Linked DNA regions of Homo sapiens: regions 2 and 3 are each linked to region 1. A link is an interaction called in ENCODE POLR2A ChIA-PET data of the cell type or tissue named here. Cell type or tissue: K562. All regions are shown on one strand. Links, peaks and the distances in the headings refer to the core of each region. The heading gives the core; the rest is flanking DNA. Region 1 overlaps MTHFR (methylenetetrahydrofolate reductase). Region 2 has its middle 25 kb from the start of NPPB. Region 3 overlaps DRAXIN (dorsal inhibitory axon guidance protein).

The links. ChIA-PET counts read pairs that join two places held together with the same protein. Peaks named below come from ENCODE experiments on the same cell type or tissue, not always from the same donor. Only the 100,000 strongest peaks of a DNase experiment are listed, where the experiment ranks them.
Region 2: POLR2A ChIA-PET joins it to region 1 with 5 read pairs; 4 of 35 experiments call an interaction of 5 or more read pairs at or near these places.
Region 3: POLR2A ChIA-PET joins it to region 1 with 5 read pairs; 11 of 35 experiments call an interaction of 5 or more read pairs at or near these places.

Annotation. Positions count from the first base shown.
Region 1 is chr1:11,794,930-11,799,929 of GRCh38, reverse strand. It overlaps MTHFR (methylenetetrahydrofolate reductase), which reads left to right. Exons shown (of 12, transcript NM_005957.5): 5 at 3,531-3,724; 6 at 4,582-4,832. Among named protein-coding and RNA genes, the nearest start is that of MTHFR, 8.5 kb to the left of the region's middle. In K562, for the core only: no CTCF peak of the experiment used is centred there; DNase peaks (open chromatin) are centred at 1,339, 1,969 and 3,319; H3K4me3 peaks cover 1,062 bases.
Region 2 is chr1:11,880,489-11,886,517 of GRCh38, reverse strand. It overlaps the pseudogene SBF1P2. Among named protein-coding and RNA genes, the nearest start is that of NPPB, 25 kb to the right of the region's middle. RefSeq lists enhancers at 1-1,047, 2,643-3,270, 3,271-3,900, 5,830-6,029. In K562, for the core only: a CTCF peak has its summit at 4,361 (motif pointing left); DNase peaks (open chromatin) are centred at 3,447, 4,297 and 5,197.
Region 3 is chr1:11,704,887-11,710,915 of GRCh38, reverse strand. DRAXIN (dorsal inhibitory axon guidance protein) reads right to left here. Exons shown (of 7, transcript NM_198545.4): 2 at 4,207-4,667; 3 at 1,451-1,641. The coding sequence starts at 4,657. Among named protein-coding and RNA genes, the nearest start is that of DRAXIN, 16 kb to the right of the region's middle. RefSeq lists an enhancer at 6,009-6,029. In K562, for the core only: CTCF peaks have their summits at 2,945 and 3,497; DNase peaks (open chromatin) are centred at 2,106, 2,705, 3,055 and 3,505.

The sequences.
Region 1 (5,000 bases), core at 1-5,000:
CTGGGCGCGGTGGCTCACACCTGTAACCCCAACACTTTGGGAGGCCGAGGCAGGCAGATCACCTGAGGTCAGGAGTTTGAGACCTGCCTGGCCAACATAGCGAAACCCCGTCTCTACTAAAAATACAAAAATTAGCCAGGTGTGGTGGTGCACGGCTGTAGTCCCAGCTACTCAGGAGGCTGAGCCAGGAGAATCTCTTGGACCCAAGAGGCGGAGGTTGCAGTGAGCCGAGATGGTGCCGCTGCAGTCCAGCCTCAGTGGCAGAGCAAGACTCCATCTCAAAAAAAAAAAAAAAACAACACCCCACAAAAGAGGGATATTTACTAACAGGATTCCAGAGGGCAGGGAACCCAAGATCAGGAGATGGCCTCAGACCTCACAAGGCACTGGAAGAGGTCAAAAAGCAAGGCCCTCCCTCATTCCCTCTGGGGCCACAGGGTCCCCCATCTCCGCTTCCCACTGCACATCTGTGCTTCATCTGGGAGACCTGATACCCATGCTTTTCCACACACCTGGCCTGCTCCTGAGTGTGCAGAGTGTCAGTTCCAGCCAGTTCCCCAGGCTAATGGACAGGCCTCCGTTCCAAATTCCCAGGAAAGAGAATCACCATTGGCCACAGCCACAAGACCAGGTTCCCCCAACAGAAATGGGTGGGTTGGACTTCTCTCCCACCCTTGAAGCTGAAGGCTGGCATTGAGCCCTCAGCGTCTCAGACAGCGCTCAGGTATGGCAAGACAGTGTGCACCAGGGACAGGAAGTCCCGGGATTGGCACATTTTCTGGGATGACAGTTTTTTTGCCAATATTCTGGGAGAAATCCTACCATTTTTATATTAAACATGGCTATGTTATGGAGTAGCATCTAAAGTGATATGAACTAAAAAAAAAAGGCCAGGTGCGGTGGCTGAAGCCTATAATCCCAGCACTTTGGGAGGCCAAGGCGGGTGGATCATGAGATCAGGAGTTTGAGACCATCCTGTCCAACATAGTGAAACCCCGTCTCTACTAAAAATACAAAAATTAGCCGGGCATGGTGGCGCGTGCCTGTAGTCCCAGCTACTTGGTAGGCTGAGGCAGGAGAATCGCTTGAACCCAGGAGGCGGAGCTTGCAGTGAGCCGAGATCGCACCAATGCACTGTAGCCTGGGCAACAGAGCCAGACTCCGTCTCAAAAAAAACAAAACAAAAAACCCAAAAAACAAACCACGTGGCTTCAAGAAAATTACATGTTGTGAGTAACTTTGGCCTTGTCCCTAACCCCCGATGGACATGTCCATTCTGTCAACAGGGGTGTTTAGGTGCTAAGTCTGGGAAGCACTGATTAGGAGTCAGAGAACAGACATTTCCAACTGTTAAATTGTCATCGCTTGTATCAGCCATTATATAGTCAGTTACTGGGGGAATATGCACCCGTGATGGGCGTTAGGTGATAATGATTGGAAACTAGTGAAGCTGTGAGCTCACAGTTGCTGAATGGTTTCTTACTTTGCTTATCAAGTGGGTAATGAAGATGAGTGGATTAGAAAACACCAACCTGTTGGGCATGGTAGCTCATGCCTGTAATCCCAGAGCTTTGGGAGACTGAGGCAGGAGATCAAGACCAGCCTGGGCAACACAGTGAGACCGTGTCTCTACAAAAAATAAAAACATTTTAAAAAAGAAAGCCCTCAGCTGTTCATGATAGAAAAATAGAGTAAATAGCAAAATCTATACGTAATCAAATGCTAGATTTGTTCGGTGATATTTAGGTATTGTAGCTATACTTTTCAGCTATTAAAAAGCCTTGTTGTTTCTGAAATTCCTACTGGGAAAATAGCTTTGTTATTGCAAGTGTGAAGCCCCATTGCTTTATCCCCCACTCCCTTACCCCTTGAAACAATAGTTTTTATATTCATTTTTTGATGACTCTGGGTTTCTTAAGAACGGAACTGCCTTATCAGAGCAAAGCAGCTTGGCCTTCCGCCTGGCTCAGAGTCCTGCCCTGGGCTTGGGCTGATGAAACCAGCACTCCATGTAGTTTCATGAAGGCCTATGGTCATCCTGCTTGCCTGACCGAGCAAGGCGGCTAGTAAGTTTAGTCATTGAGGAAAGGGGTCAGAGAGTTCACAGAGCCAGTAAGGAGCCTATGGGACATCTGATCCCACCTCCTAAGCAATTCTGGAATCTTGTCTTCAGCATCCACTGCCCCTGTGTTTTCAGACTCCAGGAGCTCATTGTTTTGTGAGTGGCTTATAGTACTCTAGCCAGCTCTCTGAACCGGATGCTGGTTCTGCCATTAGAAACAACACAGAATATGACTAATAAAGAACTTCACTAGGGGGCTGGGTACAGTGGCTCATGCCTGTAATCTCAGCACTTTGGGAGGCCAAGGTGGGAGGATTGCTTGAGCCCAGAAGTTCCAGACAAACCTGGACAAGATAGCAAGACCCCATCTCTAAAAAATAAATAATTAATTAAAAAAATTTTTTTTAATTAGCCAGATGTGGTGGCTTGCATCTGTAGTCCAAGCTACTCAGGAGACTGAAGTGGGAGATCACTTGTGCCCGGGAGTTCAAGGCTACAGTGAGCCATGATTGTATCACTGCACTCTAGCCTGGGTGACAGAGCAAGACCCTGTCTCTGAAACAAAACAAAACAAACTCACCTATGGTGGATCCTTTTTCCCCAGGACAGACCTTTGGACATTTGAAAGGAGTTTCTGTATTCTTTTCATTCTTTTTTTTTTTTTTTTTTTTGAGACGGAGTTTCGCTCTCGTTGCCCAGGCTAGAGTGCAATGGTACGATCTCGGCTCACTGCAACCTCTGTCTCGTGGGTTCAAGCAATTTTCCTGACTCAGCCTCCTGAGTAGCTATTACAGGCATACACCACCACACCTGGCTAATTTTTGTATTTTTGGTAGAGACGGGGTTTTACCATGTTGGCCAGGCTGGTCTCGAACTCCTGACCTCAGGTCATCCTCCTGCCTTGGCCTCCCAAAGTGCTGGGATTACAGACATGAGCCACCGCACCCTGCCATCCATTATTTTCTTTGAAGAAAACATCACTTTCTTCAGTTCTTCCTTGTGTAACTTGGTTTTTAGCTTTTCACTATCTTGGACCCCTGAGTAATTTCAGTGTTACATTAAAAACAATGTTTAATCCGGTGCCTAGAGAAAAGTCAAGCTTACTACCCCAGATGCTGCCCAGCCAGTGCTAACTGTAGCATTTTCTCTTTTCTATGGCCACCAAGTGCAGGCCTGATTTGCTTGGCTGCTCAAGGCAGGACAGTGTGGGAGTTTGGAGCAATCCACCCCCACTCTTGGAACTGGGCTCTGAGCCACCTCCCCTGAGAGTCATCTCTGGGGTCAGAAGCATATCAGTCATGAGCCCAGCCACTCACTGTTTTAGTTCAGGCTGTGCTGTGCTGTTGGAAGGTGCAAGATCAGAGCCCCCAAAGCAGAGGACTCTCTCTGCCCAGTCCCTGTGGTCTCTTCATCCCTCGCCTTGAACAGGTGGAGGCCAGCCTCTCCTGACTGTCATCCCTATTGGCAGGTTACCCCAAAGGCCACCCCGAAGCAGGGAGCTTTGAGGCTGACCTGAAGCACTTGAAGGAGAAGGTGTCTGCGGGAGCCGATTTCATCATCACGCAGCTTTTCTTTGAGGCTGACACATTCTTCCGCTTTGTGAAGGCATGCACCGACATGGGCATCACTTGCCCCATCGTCCCCGGGATCTTTCCCATCCAGGTGAGGGGCCCAGGAGAGCCCATAAGCTCCCTCCACCCCACTCTCACCGCACCGTCCTCGCACAGGCTGGGGGCTCTGGGTGGAGTGCTGAGTTCGCTGAGTTCTTCCCAGATCTCCTCTCAGGTCCAGAACTTGCACAGCGTTGCTTGGCCACCCCATTTTGGTTACCTCTAATTTTCCCCCCAAAACCCAGCAACAGTGTCTGTTGAGGGGTTTGTTGTACTTTGGCCAACAAGCATCACCAAAAGGGATTCTAATTCTCATTACAAATCCTGCTTAAATCAGTGTTTCCCAAAGGTGGCTGTCATCAGAACCACTTGATAAGCTTTTTCAAAAAGTGGATCTCCAGGTCCCACCCCTGGAGGTTCTCACTCAGTAAATCTGAGGGAGGTCCTCGGAATGTGTGTTTTACTTCTTGAGCTTGGCAGGTGATTCGGATGATCAGTGCAGCATGGGAACAGCTGGGTTAGATGACACCATGTTACCAACAGACACATCTAGGGCTAAAAGGCTGGCTCAACCCAAGGCTGGAATGCTTAGGGCAGCTGCTCTACTCTGTAAAAAGTGGGAAAGCTGGGCATAGTGGCACGTGCCTGTAGTCCCGGCTACTTGAGAAGCTGAGGCAGGAGGATGGCTTGAGCCCTGGCGTTTGAGAGCAGTGAGACTCAGTCTCTAAAAACAGAAAAAAGAGGAGAAAACGGCAGGCCAAGCCCAGGTGTGCTCCTAGAATATGATCGGACTTTCGTGGGTCCCTCTGCCTGACACTGTGGTTGGCATGGATGATGGAAGGGGGAGAAGTATTTAGGGTGGGAGACGGGCTGGCCAGCAGCCGCCACAGCCCCTCATGTCTTGGACAGGGCTACCACTCCCTTCGGCAGCTTGTGAAGCTGTCCAAGCTGGAGGTGCCACAGGAGATCAAGGACGTGATTGAGCCAATCAAAGACAACGATGCTGCCATCCGCAACTATGGCATCGAGCTGGCCGTGAGCCTGTGCCAGGAGCTTCTGGCCAGTGGCTTGGTGCCAGGCCTCCACTTCTACACCCTCAACCGCGAGATGGCTACCACAGAGGTGCTGAAGCGCCTGGGGATGTGGACTGAGGACCCCAGGTGAGGGCAGTGGCCCAGAGATCCCCAGAGGAGGGTCCAAGAGCAGCCCCGGCTGCAGTGCTGGCTCCCCACGGTGGTACAGATGGATGTCTGTGCCATGGCTAGCTGGGCACATCGAAGGCTCCAGTCTCAGAGGGCATCAGATGGAAGAACTCAGCCTCAGGGGTG
Region 2 (6,029 bases), core at 570-5,569, 86 kb before region 1:
CCCCTCTCCCTCCTCTCAGGGCCCCGGCCTGGAGTCCAAGGCTTCATCATTTGCCTTTCCTCTTAGCCCAAGGTGTTTTCCCTGGAGAGGGAGGGTGGCAAATTTGATCCTGTCCCCACACTCCTGTTTAAATTCCCTTAGCGACTGCTCATGGCCCTGGGATGGGGTCTGAATTTATCACCGTCCAGAAGGCCCCACAAATTCCAGCCCTGCCCAGCTCTCACTCCAAGCCCTAGACCCGTGACCATCTCTCCTGTTTTCCAACACACCAAGTTCACACCCTCTCCTCCTCGCCCAGCTGAGTCCCACTTACTCAATGTAATGTGAGACAATGGAAATGTCCCTTCCCTAGAGAGGCCTGCCCAGGCCAGGACATTAGGCTCAGGCTTATTGCCATCTGTTCTTGTAGGACCGTTTTTGCTGTGTGCTGGTGCTCCCCATCAGAACATCAGCTCCATGGAATCTGCCTGCTGTTGTAACTCCAGTGCTTGGCACAAAGCCGGGGCTCAGAGATACACGTTGCCCTCGTTGAGGTGGAAACCAAGAGGGAAGTGCCCTGGTCACTCTTGGACAATGGGGGCCTAGAAATGCAGGGAGGTGGCTGTCACAGACAGGCTACCTGGGCAAAGGAGACTTGGTCTACCAAAGGAGGCCAGAAGGATGACACCATGGGAGGGTGCACTGCTGGAATGGGGCTTGGGGACAATGTCCACCGGTCTCACCCACAGGGCTGTCCGTGGCTCAGCGGTCAGCCCCAGCAGGTCCCCTGTCCTGCCCTGCTCTTTAGCCTGACTCCGTGGCACCTCTCCGAGACCAAAGCCGACAAGCAGATGGGCCTTGAATCAGGCTCGGAGGGTGAGCTGGGGTTTCCGTAGCAAAGGTAGAGGGAAGTGCTCAGGAAAATGATGAACATGTTTCCCCAAAAACTGGCATAGTTGTTCCCCTCAGAACCCCCATACTGTCTCCTGGATATGAGTAGAGATGGCTCAGTGCCTGTGGGGGCTCAGAGCCTGACCCTCCCTACCCCAGGTCCCACTGTCACATGCTTAGGCTTGTTAAACACTCAGACGGGTGCGGTGGCTCATGCCTGTAATCCCAGCACTTTGGGAGGCCGAGGCGGGAGGATCGCTTGAGTCCAGGAGTTTGAGATCAGCCTGGGCAGCATGGCAAGACTCCGTTTCTATTTTTTTAAATTAAAAAATTAAAAATTAAAAATAAAAATAAAACACACCCAGAAAAGCTGTGTTGAGTTGAATGGGGCTGCATCAGCTTTGCTTGGCTGGCTCTCTCCCAGCTCCTGCTAAGACACATTTGTCTGGGGCAGTTCTGGTTTACATCCATCCATTGGGGGGCTTTTTAACACAACCCATGTCATACCAACGCATCCTGGTTTGGAATTTATGTTACATGGTTATGCTATTAGGTCTAAATATGTTCATATGGAATTATCTCTAAGACAATTTAGTAATTAAATAACTTAATAATTTAAGTAGTACAAATATGCAAAAAAATTGCATGTGCTTGTGCTGTAGAGGAAAATTCATGAAGGAGGCATAAGAAATTGATCAGCGATGCCTGGGAGGGGAGTAGGTGGGAGCTGAGGGACTGGGAGTTCGATGGGAGGGAGTTACCTTTAATTGTGCGTCCTCTTCTATATATACAGGATATATAGAATCATATGTATATACATATATGGGTGTGTTTTTCTTGTTTTTTGTTTTTTGTTTTTGTTTTTTTTTTTTTTGAGACAGAGTCTCACTCTGTCACCCAGACTGGAATGCAGTGGCATGATCTCAGCTCACTACAACATCTGCCTCCCGGTTTAAGCGATTCTCATGCCTCAGTCTCCTAATAGCTGGGACCACAAGTGCACACCACCATGTCCGGCTAATTTTTTGTCTTTTTATTAGAGATGGGGTTTCACTATGTTGCTCAGGCTGGTCTCAAACTCCTGGCCTCACGCGATCCTCTGGCCTCAGTTTCCCAAAGTGCTGGGATTACAGGTGTGAGCCGCCATGCCTGGCATGATTTCTACTACTTTTTGAGAAAAGTAAACTTGAGTTACTTTTTCTCAAAAAAAATAAAATAAAATAAAGGGCCCGGCGCAGTGGCTCACGCCTGTAATCCCAGTGCTTTGGGAGGCTGAGGCAGGTGGATCACAAGGTCAGGAGATCGAGACCATCCTGGCTAACACGGTGAAACCCCGTCTCTACTAAAAATACGAAAAATTAGCCGGGCGTGGTGGTGGGCGCCTGTAGTCCCAGCTACTCGGGAGGCTGAGGCAGGAGAGTGGTGTGAACCCAGGAGGCAGAGCTTGCAGTGAGCCAAGATGGCGCCACTGCACTCCAGCCTGGGTGACAGAGCAAGACTCCGTCTCAAACAACAAAAAAGCAAAAACAAACAAAAAAACCTCCACTGCACGCCCCTCACCCCTCTAGCCTGAACCCCCAGGTTTATATTATATGGCTTGGGGCTTCTTACTTTGTTATTTTTCTACCACTGATTTCTGAGGTTTGGTGGGAAACTTGGTGACATCTGGGCTTTGTAATTAATAAAATACAAAGCAAAAAACCCGACAAAACATGTTTGGTCTTTCTCTGTTTTGACTACACATTCCTCGAGGGCAGGGACATTTGGGGGTCGCCTTCGTCCAACAGTGGTGAGTTCATGGTAGGTGTGAACAGGTGTTTGCTAAACTAAGCCCAGGACGGTGAGAAGGGCGAGCGGGTCCCTCACCAGCAAGAGCCCTGGAGGATCTCTTAGGGGTGCCTGTCCCTGGCTGCCTGCCCACCTTTTCCAAGAGGCCTTTCTAACTCTCCTACCAGAGCCGGCAGACTGGGTCCATCCTGGAGCCCGCTTGGTGGGCTGTGGTGAGTGGAGGTTTTCCACACCACGGGAAGTAGCCCAGGCTTGATGAACGATGACTTCCCGGGCGAGGGATGGAGAACATTGTACCCACTCACGTGCGGGCACAGGTGATCCCGGCTGGAGCAAAGACTCTCATAGTTTGCTTCCTGCTTGGCCGTGACAATGACCCAGGCTCTCAGCCCCCATGCACTTGCACACTCCCCTCAGGGCCACATGGGGTGGGCTGGAGAATCCCAGGAATGTGTTGGAGCTGCTGACAGCACTTCATGCTCTGCGTGTGATCGGCCCATGTGACTTCCTCAGGGAACTGTGTGCCTGGTGGGCTCCAGCACCCCTATCCTGAATCTCCCAGGTCTTCTGATCCCCAGCGCTGGTGCTTAAGAGCGGGATGGGGTTGGGGGGATGCAGAGATGAAATGTAATGGGCAAATCTGCTTGCCCATGGCCACTCCACTTTGTTCTTCATCCAGGGAGGGGTGGCCTAGGCATGGTGGCCAGGGCTTGGCTGTGCACAGGGAACAGGAAGCCGTGAGTGGGAGTGGCCAGGGGAGGCGGGTGGCGCTCACTGCCTACAGCAGGTGTGGCCATGGTGCTGACAGGTCCAGCTTATCAGGGCTGGAGGCCCAGGCTCCAGACGTGCAGGCTGTGGGGCTTTATCAGCCTTTAGAGCGCCAGAGTTTGTGGCAATCCTGCCAGCCATGGGTGCTGACAGCCAGGAGCTAGGCGGAGTACAGCTTCCTCTCTTGGCCTCCCTGCTCCCAGCCTCAAGGCCGGGGTTCACACTGCAGGGACATTTGAGGAGAGGAGAGATGGCAGGGAGGAGAGGGAGGAGGAGATGGGCCCAGAAGCTTGTTTCTCCTCCAGAGATTTTATTTATTTTATTTTTAAAGGAAATGTCTCTGAGTTTTATATATATATATATTTGTCTTTTTGTTTGTTTTGTTTTGTTTTTAAAGACAGGGTCTTGCTCTGTTGCCTAGGCTGGAGTGCAGTAGTGCGATCACAGCTCACTGCAGCCTCGACCTTCCGCAAGGTTTTAAAACGTGTTCATACCTTCACAAAAACTGACACCTGCTTACTGCAACAAGTGAAATTATTTTAAAAGGGCTGAGGAGCTTTGAGGGGAGAAAGGAGGAGGTGAATGAGAGGGGGATGGAGAAGCACTAAGAACAAAATCCAGCCCCTTCCCCCTTTCCCCAGCTGCCTCCTAAGCTGTCTCAGAGCTCTCCTCGAGCTGCCCTCCATGTGAGTTTCCTAAACCGTCTCGAAGCTCTCCTCCTGCGTCTGTATGAGTTTCCTGCGGCTGCTGTGTCAAATTGCCAACAACTCGGTGGCGTAAAACAAGACAGATGTATTATCTTATAGCTCCGGAGGCCAGAAGTCTAAAATCAGTATCCCTGGGCTGAAGTCGAGGTGTGGCAGGGCCGCCCTCTCTGGAGGCTGTCAGGGGAATACTTCCTGGCCTCTGCCGGCCTCTGGTGGCTCCAGGTGTTCCTTGGCTTGTGGCCGCATCACCCCAGTCTCTGCCTCCGTGGTCACACTGCCTTCCCTGCTTCTGTGTGTGGTGGTGTCGCCCTCTGCCTCCCTCTTGTATAATAAGAACACTTGTGATCATATTTAGGGTCCATTGCATAATCCAGGATGGTCTTCCCATCTCCGGAGCCTTAATTTAGTCACCACTGCAAAAGTTTAGTCACCTCTGCAAAGTCTGTTTATTGCCATATAAGGTGAGATTCCCAGGTTGCAGGGATTAGGGAGTGGACGTCTTTGCGAGGGCATTAATTAGCCCACCTACCCTCCCTCTCCAGCCCCACCAGCCTGCCAGGGCTCCTCAAACCACTACATTCCTTCCACCCCTGCCTCCTCAAGCGCTGGCTTTGGCTCTGTCCTCTGCTGGGATGCTCTTCCCCGAACCCTGGCTCCTCCTTATTCCCCTGAGCTCAGTTTAAACATCACCTCCTTGATGACAACCTCTGACCCATTCCAAGAAAAGAGGTGTGCCCAGTTACCCTTTGTGCCTGGCACATAGTAGCTGCCCACTGCAAAAGTGTTGGTGACTGACAGGCATAGAAACCTGAGCACTCGACAGCCCTGAAGGGGAAGCCTGGCTTCCTGATGCCTGGAACGTTCCTTGAGCCTTTCCTTGCCTTTGTTCTCCCACACCTGGGCAGAGGCCATCCATGTTGGGCAGAGTTCGAGGTCTATGTCTGCACTGGCCTAGGCCTCAGGGGATGGGGCCCTGGTTTTTTTCCCACCAAAGCCCATAGAGTAGAATGGGGTGGGGAGGGGAGGGGAGCGGAGGGGAGGGGCAGCACACATGTCAGCTTCCGCTGTGGGCCCTGGACAGGAAAGGTCACTGAAGGGACAGCGTCTCAGGGCCCAGCTCTGCAACATCTGGCTCACGGCCTGCCTTCCCAGCATGTCCCAGAGGCCCTTGAGGACAGAGTGGCAGGTGACAGCACTGACATTAGTGCCAGACTTCCTGGGCCACTGCCACCCACAGGGAGGGGCTTTGGGGAAGGCATCTGGCCTTTCTGTGTCCAGTATAATAAAAATAAGAGCCAACTTTTATGGAACACTGACTCAGCTCCAGGCTGTGCTCATTCAGTCCTCGCAGTCACTGAGATAATGGACTTCAGTGTGTAGAACCATTCATGGCAGCTGATATGTGCCCAAGAAACTGAGTTATTTCCCGGGGGCTCTTTGAAGGCTCTTGGTGTTTATCTGAACACAGAAGATGGAAGGGGGGAAAGATGGAGGCGGGAGGGAGGGAGAGAGGGACCAGGCTGCAGGGTCAAATGTCCTGGAATAAGTGCTTCAGTTCCCTGGAGGTGATTTCTGGATGATTTGTCTTGCTCTGTATGATTTCTTTATGTATTTATTATTTTTTTTTGGCATTAGCTCTCTGTTTATATAGACTCTGGTTCTAGAAACAACTCGCCTGCAGCCGGCTGGCTGGACCAGCACACGCTGACAGGGCTGGGCTATTTACAGGCCCATTGCGGGCTGTACCTTGGTCACCTCCAGGGACAGTGCTCAGCTGTGACCCCAAAATAAGTTAGGGCCAGCTGGGTGGGGCGGGGCGGGATGGGGCAGGGGCTGTATGCACCATGTGCTGGGGGCTCAGGGCCTCAATATTGTTGAGGGCTGGGGCAGTAAAGA
Region 3 (6,029 bases), core at 461-5,460, 89 kb after region 1:
GAGTCTCACTCTGTCGCCCAGGCTGGAGTGCAGTGGCGTGATCTTGGCTCACTGCAAGCTCTGCCTCCCGGGTTCAAGCAATTCTCTGCTTCAGCCGCCCAAGTAGCTGGAACTACATGTGCCTGCCACTATGCCCGGCTATTTTTTTTTTTTTTTTGTATTTTTAGTAGAGATGGGGTTTCACCATGTTAGCCAGGATGGTCTCGATTTCCTGACCTTGTGATCTGCCCGCCTTGGCCTCCCAAAGTGCTGGGATTACAGGCATGAGCCACCGCGCCCGGCCTGAAAACCTTTAAAAGCCACAGAAGAGGTGCAAGAACGATGCGGTCAGCTCCTATATACCCCTCTTCCAGAATCACCAGTGGGTAGTGTTTTTGCCACATTTGCCGCTTACTTTCTCTCCACATTTTTTTTTTCCCTTGAGACAGGGTCTCACTCTGTCGCCCAGGCTGGAGTGCAGTGGTGCAATCATGGCTCACTGCAGCCCTGACCTCCTGGGTTCAAGCGATCCTCCTGCCTCAGCCTCCCAAGTAGCTGGTACTACAGGCACATGCCCTCATGCCTGTCTAATTTTTTAAAAAAGTTTTGTAGACACAGGGTCTCACTATGTTGCCCAGGATAATCTCAAACTCCTGGGCTCAAGTGACCCTCGTGCCTTGGCCTTCTAAGGTGTTAGAATTACAGGCTTGAGCCAACGTGCCCGCCCCACATTTCTTTTTTTTTTTTTTTTTGAGACAAAGTCTCACACTGTCACCCGGGCTGGTGTGCAGTGGGGCGATCTTGACACGCTACAGCCTCCGCCTCCCAAGTTCAAGCGATTCTCCTGCCTCAGCCTCCCGAGTAGCTGGGACTACAGGCGTGCGCCACCACACTCAGCTAATTTTTGTATTTTTAGTAGAGATGGGGTTTCACTATGTTGGCCAGGCTGGTCTCGAACTCCTGACCTCGTGATCTGCCCACCTTGGCCTCCCTAAGTGCTGGGATTACAGGCATGAGCCACCGCGCCCAGCCCACATATCTTTTTTAAAGATCTGATGCAGATGGGTCCAAGTGTTAGCTAATGCTTATTAATTCTGGGTCTTGACGACACAGTTTTAAAAATCACCATTATTATGCTTCATGCTCCTCTGTACACAGAAAGCTCCTCCCCAGGCCTTGCTGCTCTCCATGCAGACACCAGCATGCTGAGCTACCGCTTGCCTCCTTGGCTGTCCCCAGAGTGGGCCCCCAGGAGCACTTTGCCCTGGACAGTGGCAGACCCTTGTCAGGATGGGGCACCCACCAGGGCTGGAGCTAGACTGGATGGGCAGCAGGAGATCTGGTTTCAATCTAAGTAAGCTCTGTGGCCTCCTGCCCCCGTGCCTCAGTCTCCCTACATGTATTAAGAGGGCTTTCCATGACATGGGCTCAAGGACCCTTCCAGATCCGAGGCTGTTTGGGGACCCCTTACCTGGGGCCGCAGGGAGGTGACGGGCAGGATCAGGGACTCTTCTGTGGCAGGTGCTGCCTCAAAGGTGGTGAGAAAGAACATGGTGGGCGCCAGGCTGGTGGAGGATTCCTCCATGGCTGCATCCAGCACCTGGGCTTCGGAGAGCTCTGCCTTCTTCATCAGGGAGCTGGGACCTCGGACCAAGGCTCGGCCTGAGACACAGGGTGGGGAGCACGGGGGCTATATCTGCTTGCCACCTCGTGGCAGTCTACAGTAGAACCCACGTTTTATGCTGCAAACTAGGAGGCAGCAGGCACTGTGTGACAAGCCCTTGGTTCAGCCCCCATTCCTGCTTCCTACCCTTCTTGGGAGGTTGGGGGATGGGAACTCGGAGGAAAATGTCTTGGAAGAACTTGCAGTGTCGCTGGGGAGACAGTCCAAGGATTCTCCCTGTAAAGCAACATTCCAGCAAGTCCAAGTCCAGATTGGCTGGGCGCAGCCAGATATGTAAGTATAACAAATAGGAACTAGTAGGATTAACCATGGAAGGCTTCCTGGAGGAGGTGAAGTTTGAGTAGGGAGAAATGTCATGAGGCTGAGAATCATTGCAGTGGCCTTTGAGGAAGCTGGGAGGTGGGAATCACTGCTTATCACACACAAGTGAGTGCATCCTGTGTGGTGACAATTAGTCATCACCCCATTAATGGAGCACCTGCTGTGTGCTGGGTCCCAGAGGAGCTGTGTCACAAGTGTTATTTCGTCTAACTACTGCAAGAGCTCTGGGAAGTGGGTGCTCCTTCAGTCTCATCTACAGGGAAGGAAACTGAAGCACAGAGAGGTTAGGTGACTCACGCAAGGATGCACAGCTCATGAGTAGCAGGGTCTGGATTCAGCTCCAGCAGGGCTGGAGTGCAGGGGCTCAATCTTGGCTCACTGCAACCTCTGCCTCCAGGGTTCAAGTGATTCTCCCACCTCAGCCTCCTGAGTAACTGGGATTACAGGCATGCGCCACCACACCTGGCTAATTTTTGTATTTTTGATAGAGATGGGGTTTCTCCATATTGCCCAGGTTGGTCTCCAACTCCTGATCTCAAGTGATCTGCCTGCCCAGCCTCCCAAAGTGCTGGGATTACAGGTGTGAGCCACCACGCCCAGCCTGGCCTGAGGTTTCACAGCCAGTCATTAGCAGAGCAGGGCCTAGCCCGCAAACCTTCTCCGTTCCCCACCTCCTCCTCACCATATCAACTCTCCCAGGAGGCCTGGCTGCAGCCCTGGAGCTGGCGGAGCCGGAGCCCAGCAGGACGGGTCCACACCCCACGCGTGCCCTCTAGCTGTCCTCAAAGGTCCCAGCATCCTCCCCTGAAAGCTGACACAGGTAACTCCAGGAGTGGGAGGCTGAAAGTCGAAGCCGGGGGACCCTGACTGACCTCTGCCCTCTTGGGGGGTTCTCAGGCCTCACAGGGAAGCCAGCCTCAGCTGTTTGCACGAGAAGGGGTGTTGAAGCTCCATTGCCTTCCTGCCAAAGAACCCTGCTGTCACCACTGCATTTGTGGCACTCGGCATGTCCCTAGAGGCAGTCGGGTCACATGGAGAGCTTAGAAGCCAAGTTCCCTGGCTTAGGGCCAGGCAAGGCTGGGAGGAGCCACCTGACTGGAGCTGAGGGGACATGTCTACTCCGAGACTGAATGGGCACGGGGAGGGGGAAGCCTGGGCCAGCAGGGGGCTAGCTAGCTCCCAGCGGATGTGGGGGAAACGTTAAGGAAGGTGGGAAGGGCTAGGGGAGCACTGAGACAAACAGGGCAGAGGCAGGAGCGGTAGGCAAGCGATGCCTCTCCTGGAGTCACCTGTGTCCAGGCTGGAGGACACTGAGTTGGCCTCAGCAGGTGGCTGAGATTAACCAGAACAATGACTGCTCATGGCCCTGCCAGCTGAGCTCCAAGCGCCCCACTAACCAAGTCTCTGCAACGACACTGAGGGTAGATGGGATGGGACCAGTCTCCTTGCTTTACAGAGGGGAAAACCGAGGCACAGAAAGAGAACTTGCCCAGGGCCACACCCTAGTGGTGGAGGCAGGACCTGATCTCAGGCAGACCTGGCTTCAGAGTCTAGGCTCTTAGCTCCTACCGGATGCGTCAGAGTCGAGTAAGAAATGTGCTTGGAGGGCGCTGAACTGTTCCATTTCTACTCAGAACTTAAAGTAGGAGAAATTTAGGTCAGATACAAGGTAGAACTTCCTGATTCAGGAGGATGATCTGTTGATAAGACAGATTATTATTATTATTTTTTGAGACGGAGTCTCGCTCTGTCACCCAGGCTGGAGTGCAGTGGCGCCATCTCAGCTCACTGCAAGCTCCGCCTCCTGGGTTCACACCATTCTCCTGCCTCAGCCTTCCAAGTAGCTGGGACTACAGGCGCCCACCATCGCGCCCGGCTAATTTTTTGTATTTTTAGTAGAGACGGGGTTTCACCGTGGTCTCGATCTCCTGATCTCATGATCCGCCCGCCTCGGCCTCCCAAAGTGCTGGGATTACAAGCGTGAGCCACGGCACCGGGCCGCGATAAGACAGATTGTATTGCAACACATCCCTCTCCTCTTCCCATGCCCCAACCCCAGGCCTCTCCCAGCCTCCTCCCCTTACCAGGTCCCTCTGGCTTCAGTGAGACCCCTCCTCTCCTCTGGACCTCATGCCCCTGACCCTTGCCTGCATCCTCTCCTGCTCCCCTCAGTCCATGGCAGGAATCACCCCCATCCCCACCCCTCGCAGCCCTCCAGCTACCTTGGTGCAGCCTCAACCTGTCCCTGCGTCTCTTGTGCTCCCTGCTGCGTTTCCTGGTCCTCTCCCAACCTGGAGGTCGGTTCTCCTTCTCGGGGTAGGGCAATGCCAGTCCCAGGAGCAGGTCCTTGTCCTGCAGCAGGCCTGCAGGACTCTGCTCAGGCAGCAGCCCCTCAGCCTCTGGCAGCCTGGAGGCCTGCCTGGTGGCGGTGACCACAGCCCCATCCTGGGCCTGGCTGGGCAGGCCTGGGCCCCACTCCTTCTTGCCCGGGCCCCGCCGGCGGTGGTGGCTGGCCTGAGGCGTCCACAGCGCTGGGCCTGGGAGGTCAATGTGATTCTCAGGGAGGTTCCGGGCAGGGGTCCCAGGTGCAAGGGCGCCTGCCAGGCTCAGCTCCAGGGGCAGCAGGAGGACGAGGAACAGCATGGGAGCGGTGTGGATGGCAGGCCCAGCCATTGGCTCCTCCCTGCAAGAAGAGCAACACCATGAATGCGCAGCCCCAGGCCTCTCTCTGCTGCCCCTCACTCAAATGATTAAAGCCCAGTTTTTCTCAACAGCCATAGAGGGACATTTTGCTCCCAGTGACATTTGGCAATGCCCGAAGACATATTTTAGTTGTCAAAACTGGGGAGTGCTACTGGCAGGTAGAGGTTGGAGCCCGTGGATGCTGCTAAACGCCCGACAATGCACAGGACAGCCCCCGAAACCAAGAATCATCCGGCCCAGAAAAACAACAGTACCGAGGCTGAGAACCCCCGGCTTAAATCATTTCAGCAGCATTCAAGTTCCAGATTAGTCCAGAATTCCTTTCTCTGCACAAACCTCTGCCCCTTACCAAGTCCCCTAGAGGGAACCGAGTCCCTCAGAGCTCAGAAATATGCCTCTGGCCCCTGAGACTTGACTCGGAGCCTAATTCCATACAAATGGAATAATAGCGTTTGAGCGCACGCTGTAGGCAGGACCCACGTTAAGTGCTTTGTGTGAATTCATGTCACTTCGCCCTTTCAAGAGCTCTCTGAAATGGCTCCTGTTATTTTCCCCATTTTTCTGAAGTGGCAATGAAGGCTCAGAGAGGTTAAGTCACACCTAGTAAGTGGCACTGTGTCATTCCTGTCCCTGAGCCCTGAACCCCGTGTGGCTGTCCCAGGATGGCCCAGCTCTGCCTTTCTCTTCTCCTCTCATGATGAGCTCTGAGGCCCCAGAATGTTCTGACACTGTCCCTTCCCCTGGGGGAGGGGCTTTGGGAACAGCTTTGCAGACTTGGCTCTGACCCCTGCAGGGTAGACTGAGCCAACCCGACCTAGCCTCAGGATATCCCCCTCAGGGGACCCAGTGCCCTCCCTCCACACTGGAGGGAGAAGCTGCAGCTCAGGGGATGGTGGGGGCGTCTGTCAGACTCTGGAGACCTCCTGCCCCCGTGCACCACCCGCAGCTGCTCCCCCACGCACCCCTCTCCATTGCACCAACCTCACTGTATCCTGGAGCTAGGCACTAGGTTAGCCAGGCTAATTGAATTTTTATGGCCTCCCGAGTATTCCACTAGGCTGGCAAGGGTGCTTACGCCACCGTTTCTTTGTGATTTGTGGCCATATAATTGTCCCGGGCTGAGAAAAGGTTGGTGGGCCTGTGATGTTTCCCTGCTTCCCGGCGCCTCTCCCTGCGGCCCCCATGCTGGCTGGCCCACCCCAGTGTCACCTTAGCCCCGACCCCGAGGGAGGGTGGTAGGGCAGGGAAACTGCTGTGCCCTCGAAGCTCTGACCACGCACTCGTGGAGGGGAGGGGGGAAACACCTTCTCCAGCCTCGCAGGGTCTGTGGTGGCTTCACCCA